2 separate regions of the Homo sapiens genome follow, and region 2 is linked to region 1. The links are chromatin contacts, found by Hi-C in ENCODE. All regions are on one chromosome and are shown on one strand. The core of a region is the stretch at or near the end of the contact, and the rest is flanking DNA. Distances in the headings are between cores, read along the strand shown.

Region 1 (5,114 bases), core at 1,351-3,850:
ATTTTTAATGGCTGTAGTTTTGATACCATAACATGGATTTAATTTTTATGTTGCTGCTTCTGCCTCCTGTTTTATGCCCTAAGTGAAAATCTAACAAATTACTAAGAATAGATCCACAGAAATGTTTAACAATCTGAGACTGACATATTTGGAATTGCCTTTCTAAAGTAATGCAGCAGAAATACCAGCTGAGAAAATGCAGTGTTAACTAGTAAACTTCTCCAGTTTCCTACCCTGATAGCAGCCCTTCCCTCCACCCCACCTTTCTCTGGCTCTGACCTTATTATAAAGCTTGATGTTAGTGCCAGGAGTGGTGGAACCAAAATGATACACCAGAGGGGCCTGGATAGAGAAACCCTCTTCGACATCTGCAGGCCGCTCGATGTAGAGGGCCCCCATGGTACCAGGGATGGACACAGAACCCTGGCCCACATCCAGCTCCACATAAGTGGGACGGCGGCCCAAACGCACTGCGTAGTTGAGCAGAAGGCGACACACTGTAGACTTGCCCACATCAGTGGGGCCCACTACCATCACTCGGGGACCTCGCTCTTCTTCCTTTTCCGCTTGCCTCCGCATCTGTTCCAAGGCTGTGTGAGTGTTGAGGTAAAGCAACATAGGAGTGTCCTTGGAGACATAAGCCACCTCAGTGCGGCCGCTCAGTTGCACAGAACAGCCATGCCAAGTGAAAACAGCCACCTTGGCACCAGCATCAAAGGTGAATTTCTTGTTTCGGGTCAGCTCTGTGCCAAAGATCTCTGCCATGCCAGTCAACAACTCCAACTGAACTGACTGAGATGCCTCCACCTCAAAGCGAAGTTCTGTTTCTCGCTCTAGTTCAAATTTAGTGGTTGGCTTCTTGTCATCATTAGCCTCTTCTCCCATCTCTTCTGTGTAGCTGCTGTGCCTAGAACACAAATTAAATATCAGATCTAATTATAAGTCAGTCTTCTGTTACAAAAACATCCAATGGGGCCAGGCATGGTGGCTCACGCCTGTAATCCCAGCACTTTGGGAAGCCGAGGTGGCTGGATCACTTGAGGTCAGGAGTTCAAGACTAGCCTGGCCAACATGGTGAAACCCTGTCTCTACTAAACATACAAAAAAAAAATTAGCCGGGCATGGTGGAGGGTGCCTGTAATCCCAGCTCTTTGGGAGGCCAAGGCAGGAGAATCGCTTGAACCCAGGTGGCAGAGGCTGCAGTGACCCGAGATTGTGCCACTGCATGCTAGCCTGGGCAACAGAGCAAGACTCCATCTCAAAAAAAAAAAAAAAAATCATCCAATGGGCCAGGCACAGTGGCTTAGGCCTGTAATTTCAGCACTTTGGGGCGCTGAGTTGGGCAGATCCCCTGAGCTCAGAAGTACAAGACCAGCCTGGGCAACATGGTGAAACCCCGTCTGTAGAAAAAATGCAAATATTGGCCAGGCCTGGTGGCTCACGCCTGTAATCCCAGCACTTTGGGAGGCCAAGGTGGGTGGATCACCTGAGGTCAGGAGTTCAAGACCAGCTTGGCCAACATGGTGAAATCTCAGTATTTACTAAAAAATACAAAAATTAGCCAGGCATAATGGTGGGCGCCTGTAGTCCCAGCTACTCAGGAGACTGAGTCAGGAGAATCGCTTGAACCCAGGAGGTGGAGGTTGCAGGGTTGCAGTGAGGCGAGATCATGCCACTGTACTCCCGCCTGGGTGACAGACCAAGGCTCTGTCTCAAAAAAAAATAAAATAAAATAAACAAATAAATAAATAAATAATAAAAACATACAATGAATGTTTCCCCTTACCTTGCTTTAATTCTCTCCATATTTCTTATCACCATCGGTCTCACTATATATTGTGTCTTCCCCGCCTCCTCCACCCCAAAATGTAAGACTTAGGCATTTTTGTTTGATACTATATACTGCTTAGAATACAGCTTGACAGACTGTAGGCACCTCAATACATTGAGTGAATTAATGTCTCAGACATCAGAGAAAAACCATACCTACAGACTGACAGAAGATTTAATTATATCACCCTCCATCACTCTATTGGTAAACTCCAAACTTGAGAAGGTAACAGATGCCCTGACCCCAATCATCCTAGTCAACAGGAAAGGGCGTCTGAAATACGGATGCAAAGCAGAGCACACCGGGTCTGAACTCAGAAAACAGCCTAATCCTCGTCTCTGTAACTACTAGTAGTGTCTTTAGACAATCACTTAACTTCTCTGAACCTTTGAAGCTGTCGACTGGAAGCACTTACACTTCCTCAAATACAGTGTTGTTCTTGGGGTTTACAGGAATTGTGGGAGGAAAAAAAAGCACTTCGTAAACTAGAAAACGGCAAGGAAACGATATGAATTATTTCTGATCCTGGACTGCAGCTCTAGCTCCAGCATTTGTCCCAACCTTCCCAGACACCAAAATCTCCCCAAGACACCAAAATCTCCCCAGACACCAAAATGTCCCCAGACCCCAAGGAGGTGACAGTTGTGTTCCTGCCCTTTTTTTAACTCACCTGCGCAGCCAGGAGCCCAACAGGTAAACTCAGAAGGTCCTCCCGTGCAGAATTTAAACCAAACTACAAGCGGTTCTTGCCCGGACCCACGCCGGAAACAAACGCAGTTCCGCACTTGCGCTGTGAAAGGACACGCGGTCGCGCGCTGCCCTTTGGGATGTGTAGTTTGCCGGAGCAGCCGAGAGCGGGTGCACTCGCTAAGCCGCTCGGCCTTCTGGGAGTTGTAGTCAAAGGATTGTTTTGAACGTGACGCCAAAGGTGGGAGGGGCGGCTGTTGTCATTATTCGTGCAGCCGGAGGGAGGGGTGAGGAGGCGTGGCGGTTGCGCCCCCGCGCTGGGCAGGGACAGGTCGAGGGACCAGGCTTCGGCAGTGCGCGTCCGCGGCGGGAATCTCGCCCCAGATTTCCTGCTCCCCTGCAGCCCAGGAAACAGAAGGGAGGCCCGGGAGAAAGAGAGACTCACTGTCTCGGTCTAGGTCCCGCGACGGCCTGCTTGCCTGGACAAGCCACGAAGCACAAAATCCTTTTTAGGCAGGGGGAAACCCAGGGATAGAGAAAGCGGAGGAAGACAGCCTGACAGAGGTTTCACCAAGCTGTCATCTCCCACCTGACACAGTGCTTGGCACATGGAAGGCATTTCAAATTTTTTTTCTTTAATAAAAGAATAAAAATCCGATGATTTCTTCCAGCTACAAGTCAGTCATTACCCAACAACCTCTCTCCCACTAAACGAGGATTTTTGTTAGGCACTCATTTCCCTCCATAAATCCCTGACAGTTACAGGTCAGTCATTTGCCCCGCAGCCAACAGGTTCCACCACGTCTATAATCCTCTTTTTACTACCTTGGGCTTTGGAATCTTATATTATTTGCTATACTGCTTACATTACTGTGTGACTTTGAGCAAATCACAGGCTTCATCTCTCTGAGATCGTTTTTTTTTTTCTTTTTGTTTTTGAGACAGGGTCTCACTCTCTCGCCCAGGTTGGAGTACAGTGCCGCGAACATGGCTCACTGCAGCCTCGACCTCCTGGGCTCAAGCGTGATATCGTTTTTTGTCTGCAAAGTTGGGATAATAACAGTGCCCAACCTCCTAAAGTTGTTTTGACGATTGCAGGAATGTGCCTGTAAAGTACTAAGTACAATGCCTGTAATATAGAAAAAAATCTGATATCAGCTTTTACGTTTTTATTATAGGCTGGGGCGGAAGGGGCTATAATATCATTCATTCGTGCAATACTTAACATTTTTCAGATCCCTTTCAGGCATCTTCTTTCACAGCCACCCTGTAAAGACAGCTTTATTATATCCAATTTCAGATGGGGGAGGAGACTCAGATAGGTGCAGAGGTTTGCCCAAACATTAACAGCCATTGGTAGAGCTAGGACTCAAACCCAGAGTTTCTGAGTCCGGTTATAATAATAGTAAACATTTAGGCCAGGCGCGGTGGCTCACGCCTGCAGTCTCAGCACTTTGGGAGGCCGAGACGGGCGGATCACCTGAGGTCAGGAGTTCGAGACCAGCCTGACCAACATGGTGAAACCCCATCTATACTAAAAATACAAAAATTAGCTAGGCGTGGTGGCGGGCGCCTGTAATCCCGGCTACTTGGGAGGCTGAGGCAGGAGAATCGCTTGAACCGGGGAGGCGGAGGTTGCAGTGAACTGAGATCACGCCACTGCACACCAGCCTAGGCAACAGAGTGAGACTCTGTCTCACAAAAAAAATCACATTTAAGGCAGGGCGTGGTGGCTCACGCCTGTAATCCCAGCACTTTGGGAGGCCGAGGTGGGTGGATCACGAGGTCAGGAGATCGAGACCATCCTGGCTAACATAGTGAAACCCCGTCTCGACTAAAAATACAAAAAAATTAGCTGGGCGTGGTGGCAGGCGCCTGTAGTCCCAGCTACTAGGGAGGCTGAGGCAGGAGAATGGCCTGACCCCGGGAGGCGGAGCTTGCAGTGAGCTGAGATCCTGCCACTGCACTCCAGCCTGGGCGACAGCGCGAGACTCTGTCTCAAAAAAACAAAAACAAAAAACAAAAAACCACATTTATATACTGTTATATGCCAGATACTGGTCTATGGACTTTTCAGGTGTAAATTCATTTAATCGTAGCCAGAATCCTATGCAGTAGGTACTATAATTGTCATCTCCACTTTACAGGTGAGTACTTTTTTCAGTCCGGCTCACGTAGTTAATTCATATTGAGGAGACTGGGAAGATTTTCTGGTTCGCCAGAAAGATTTTCTCCTGCTGGCCCTACTTAGCAGCACTCCCCAAGCAGTGCCATCCTCACTTATCACTTCTGAGTTTTTCTTTGATGGTTTGCTTTAATTATTTCATTCATTGAACATATATGCATTAGCTTTTTTTTTTTTTTTTTTTTTTTTGAGATGAGGTTTTGCTCTGTTGCCCAGGCTGGAGTGAAGTGGTGCAATTTCAGCTCACTGCAACCTCTGCCTCCTGGGTTCAAGTGATTCTCCTGCCTCAGCCTCCCAAGTAGCTTGGATTACAGGCGTGTGTCACCACGCCCAGGTAATTTTTGTATTTTTAGTAGAGATGGGGTTTTCACCATGTTGGTCAGGCTGACCTCAAACTTCTGACCTCAAGTG
Region 2 (5,114 bases), core at 1,383-3,882, 2.2 Mb before region 1:
AATCTCCTGGCAATGCAGCCTAGTAGACCTCAGCCTCATTTTACCCAGCCTTTATTCCAGATGGAGTCACTCTGGTTCAAATGCCTCTGACAGTTTTACACTTTCAGGTCTTATATTTAAATCTTTAACCTATTTTAAGTTGTATGTGGTATGAGACAAGGGTCCAATTTCAATCTGCAAGTGAATACCCGGTTTTCCCAACGTCATTTGTTGAAGAGACTATCATTCCCCCATTATGTTTTCTTGGCACCTTTGCCAAAAATCAATGGACTGCGCCAGGCGTCGTGGCTCATGCCCGTAGTCCCAGCACTGTGGGAGGCCAAGGTGGGTGGATCACCTGAGGAGTTTGAGACTAGCCTGGCCAACATGGCAAAACCCCTTCTCTACTAAAAATAGAAAAAATTAGCCAGGCGTGGTGGCACACCCCTGTACTAGAGAGGCTGAGGCGGAAGAATCTAGTAACACCCAGTTACTAGAGAGGCTGAGGCGGAAGAATCGCTTGAACCCAGCAGGCGGAAGTGGCAGTGAGCCGAGATCGCACCACTGTACTCCAGCCTGGGCGACAGAGTGAGACTATGTCTCAAGAAAAAAAAAAACAAATCAATGAAGTATAAATGTGTGTGTTTATTTCTGGGCTCTCTATCCTATTCATTTGGTCAGTGTGTCTATTTCTCTGCCATACCGTGCTGTTTCGATTACAATCAACTTATGTTTTGAAGTCAGGGAGTGTGATGCCTCCAGCTTTGTTCTTTTTGTTCCAGATTGTCTGGGCTATTCAGGGTCTTTTGTGGTTCCAAATGAATTTAAGGGTTGTTTTTCCTATTTCTGTGAAAAATGGCATTGGAATTTTGATAGGGATTGCACTGGATCCGTAGATTGCACTTTTTGGCTCTTTTGAAATAAACAATAAGGTAGAAGTTTTGGGGTACCAAAAGACTTAGAGACCAATCAAACCGTGATTTTAGTGCCACTTCATTTTTCACTCAAAACAATATTGCACAATATTCAACTTGAGGACTAAGCTCTGATTTTTTATCTTGCCCAAATTCCTACCTAAGGGAATCATGCCCTACAAACCATAAATTCTCATCATATAGGTTTTATTTTACCCTATATATTGTGACTTACTTTTCAACATGACTCTGGCATAACATTATGAGACAAAGAAAAAAATATTTAACCCCAAAATATATTTCTTTGCCATATCTTGAAATTGCCCTGCAAAGTCTCTTGCGGGAAAAATCCATTTCTATAGGTATTCTCTTTCCCCTTTGTTTTCCTTCCTTCCTTCCCAGATCCAGGAGACAATCAACTAAGAGCCAGGCATATTTTTTTTTCTCTGTCTTGCCCAGTCTGGAGTCTGGAGTGCAGTGGCGTGATCTCGGCTCACTGCAACCTCCGCCTCCTAGGTTCAAGTGATTCTCCTGCCTCAGCTTCCCGAGTAGCTGGGATTACAGGCACCCGCCACCACGTCCAGCTAATTTTTTGTATTTTTAGTGGAGACGGGGTTTCACCATGTTGGTCAGGCTGGTCTTGAACTCCTGACCTCAGGTAATCTGCCCGCTTTGGCCTCCCAAAGTGCTGGGATTACAGGCGTGAACCACTGCGCCCGGCCTCCAGGCACCCTTTAAGTCAGATAAAAAAACAATTTACAACAGTCTTTCTCTAAAGTCTGCTATCTAAGAGCTTCCTCTGCATAATAAAACTTGGTCTCTACAATCATTTATGTTTAACCTGAACATTCCTTTCTATCCATCCCAGGTCTTTGGACAAACTCAACCAATTGTCAACCAGAAAATGTTTACATTTACCTATAGCCTAGAAGCCCACCTTGACTTGTCCCGCCTTTCTGAACCAAACCAATGTATTTCTTAAATGCATTTGATTGATGTCTCATGCCCCTCTAATATGTATAAAGCCAAGCTGCACTTCTACCACCTTGGGCACATGTTCTCAGGACCCCCTGAGGGCTGTGTCACAGGCCATGGTTGCTCATATTTGGCTCAGAATAAATCTCTTCCAATATCTTACAGAATTTCACTCTTTTCATCAACAATATTGTTCATTCACTGAGATCTCTGGAATCACAGACTGTGCTCAAATTCTGATGGTACTGTTTTCCTGTTGTATGACCCAGAACAAGTTAAATTATTTCACCCTCAGGATGGAATCTGCAAAATAAGTATAATGACTTATCTCACAGATTCGTTGGCAGGACTAACGAATGAGGTACTCAATGACACATTGCAATTGCCCTATACATGTTAAACCATTGCTAAATCTGGTATTCTCCTAATGTCTTTGAGGGGTCCCCTAGAAAATCATCTCAAAGGCTGTGAATCGTAAGGGACCACCTTGCTAAGCAACCGGCAGGCACTAACAGTTGTACTCCGCAGAAAAATAAATAAATAAAACAAAAGACTCCCCGCCCCGCCGCCCTCTTCTTCTGGGGAAAGACTGGAGATTGGAAGGAGAACCCTAGAGAGCCAACAGGGCCCCTGGGCGTGGCTGGGCGGACGGCGCCTTTGACCGCAGGAACTCAACCTCCCCCGGAACTCAACCCCCGTCGCTCGAGTTTCTTTCGCTTCCGTCGGGACTCTGCGGAGTGGACCCGAGTGAACACAACTTCCGGCCCCACTGAGCGGTGTCCTGAGCCGATTACAGCTAGGTAGTGGAGCGCCGCTGCTTACCTGGGTGCAGGAGACAGCCGGAGTCGCTGGGGGAGCTCCGCGCCGCCGGACGCCCGTGACCATGTGGAGGCTGCTGGCTCGCGCTAGTGCGCCGCTCCTGCGGGTGCCCTTGTCAGGTCAGAAGTCCCTTTTGGTTCCTAAAGACTTTACCCCTCTTCCTCCCCCACCCTCCAGTGCTTTTTCTCCCTAACCCAAAAGGCGGCTCTGCATATGCTTGGTGAAGCACTGGTTAGGAACTACGCTATCGCACCGCCGACCTCCACCGTAGGGGTTCGTGCAAGAGGGTCACAGCTGCGTCTGGGAGTCGGCGCCCAGAGATCCCGGCTGGCCTTTTGCGGAGCCTGAGCCTTTGAGTCCATTTAGTGGAATCCGCATCCCACACCTCAAGACTCCTCCGGCGGAAGTACTTTTGGGCGGGCGCGGTGGCTCACGCCTTTAATAGCAGCACTTTGGGAGGCCGAGGCGGGCGAATCACTTGAGGTCAGTAGTTTGAAACCAGCCTGGCCAACATGGTGAAACCCTGTCTCTACTGAAAATACAAAAAAAATTAGCTGGGCGTGGTGGTGGGCGACTGTAATCCCAGCTAGTCCGGAGGCTGAGGCAGGAGAATCTCTTGAACCCGGGAGGCGGAGGTTGCAGTGAGCCGAGATCGCGCCACTGCACTGGATCCTGGGCGACAGAGTAAGACTCCGTCTCAAAAAAATAAAATAAATAAAAATAAGAAGTAGTACCTTTGGCCCAGGTTGTATCGGGGTCCCGGCCTGTTACCTTCGTCGTTTAACTTGATTTGTCTTTGTAGATTCCTGGGCACTCCTCCCCGCCAGTGCTGGCGTAAAGACACTGCTCCCAGTACCAAGTTTTGAAGGTGAGAGCTTGTCTTTCTCCTGTTCGTAAATCTTTTCTCTGATGGAAACCAGGAGCGGGTGGGAGATGACATAGGAATGTTCTCGTGTTTCCCATCCCCGTTCACTCTTTCAATAAATATGTTTTTAGAGCTTACAGTTTTGCCAACTAATATTCTGAGCACTAGAAATAAATCAAAGACAAAGGAAACCAAAAAAGTTCCTTGCTCTTACGGAGCAGCGTCTAATGAGATAGCTCCCCTAAAACCTCCCACTGGTGTGTGTCCCATGGTCCACTCAGCCAGTAGTCATTGGCCTGAAATCTGGATTTTTGAGCGGGCATGGTGGCTCACGCCTGTAATCACAGCACTTTAGGAGGCGGAGGCGGGTGGATCACTTGAGGCCAGGAGTTGGAGACCAGCCTGCCAACCTGGTGAAACCCCATCTCTACTAAAAATACAAAAAATTAGCTGGGCGTGGTAGTTTACACCTGTAATCCCAGCTACTCAGGAGGCCACTGCACTCCAGCCTGGGCAACAGAGTGAGACTCTGTCTCAAAAGAAAAAAAAAACCTGAACTTTTGATGTTCTTTCCAAATAAGTTTACATATATGCAGTCATCTAACGATATGTGAAAAAGCTTTAATTTGTTAAATTTAAGCCACAATATCGTAAAACTAGTTTACTTTTTAAAAAAGAAATATACTGGAACCCTCAAAAAAAATGAATAGGGTCTGTACATCTGAGGGTCTTCTGTACAGAATTGTTAAACCACGTTTTGAAAGTACATTTTGACTTGTAGGTGAAAGAAAGCATTACTAAGATTCTCTGTAGCTACATATAGAAGTTGAGGGGCAGCTTCTGAAACTCTGATAGTAATAATTTGGTATTTCCTCAAACTCTTCTATTTTGTATTTGTCTCCATTATAAAGCCATACTTGGTTCATTTAAGAAATTTTTAAAAATGATTTGTATGTTAACTTTTTTCCCCAAATCGTCAAGTAAGGATGATAAAGAAGATGTCACATGTCTGGCCTGAAGTTTTGCCCACCCACCAAAACCTGGCACACTGACCTGTGCAGGTCTCAGCATGAAAAGTCCCTGCATATATGAGAGAAAGAGCATTGATCAAAGGATTCCTAGGTTGTAAGTTTCTCAACAAGAATGTGGCAGAGCTGGAGAACTTAGATATTTTTATGTACAATATAGTATTCTTCCACTACCCCCATTAACATCCAGAGAGGCAGGGAAATATATGTATATATTTTTGTGACATGGTATGTAGCTTTGCTGTTGAACTGGATGGCATAGACCAGATTATAAAGTGTTTTTAGCCCTCGGGTTCCTCTTCTATAAAATGGAGATTAAAAATACTACCTGCCTAATATCCTGTTTGTTGATCTGGGTAATAGTGGTGTGTGTTCATGTGTTCACTTTCTGGTAATTCACTGAGCTGTATATTTTTAATTTGGCCCTTTGATATAGCTGTGTTAAACTTTGACAAGTTTAAAATTTTTAAAAAGAGAGCCCTGAAAGAATACCAAGGCTATAAAGTTATTTTAAAGATTAAGTGAACTAGTGGT

The links. Hi-C counts contacts between places; a loop is a spot of excess contacts on that map. Pooled maps may share reads with other maps.
Region 2: a loop to region 1 is called in a pooled map, with 15 times the contacts of the local background. The contact joins the promoter of MRPL16 here to the promoter of CLP1 in region 1. A Hi-C loop is called at or near these places in 2 of 37 single-sample maps with no recorded cell type and 7 of 50 pooled maps.

What each region holds. Positions count from the first base shown.
Region 1 is chr11:57,655,248-57,660,361 of GRCh38, reverse strand. CLP1 (cleavage factor polyribonucleotide kinase subunit 1) reads right to left here and starts at 2,600. Exons shown (of 3, transcript NM_006831.3): 1 at 2,502-2,600; 2 at 280-907. The coding sequence starts at 885. RefSeq lists an enhancer at 2,957-3,126.
Region 2 is chr11:59,808,296-59,813,409 of GRCh38, reverse strand. MRPL16 (mitochondrial ribosomal protein L16) reads left to right here and starts at 2,632. Exons shown (of 4, transcript NM_017840.4): 1 at 2,632-2,806; 2 at 3,490-3,555. The coding sequence starts at 2,752. RefSeq lists an enhancer at 2,419-2,638.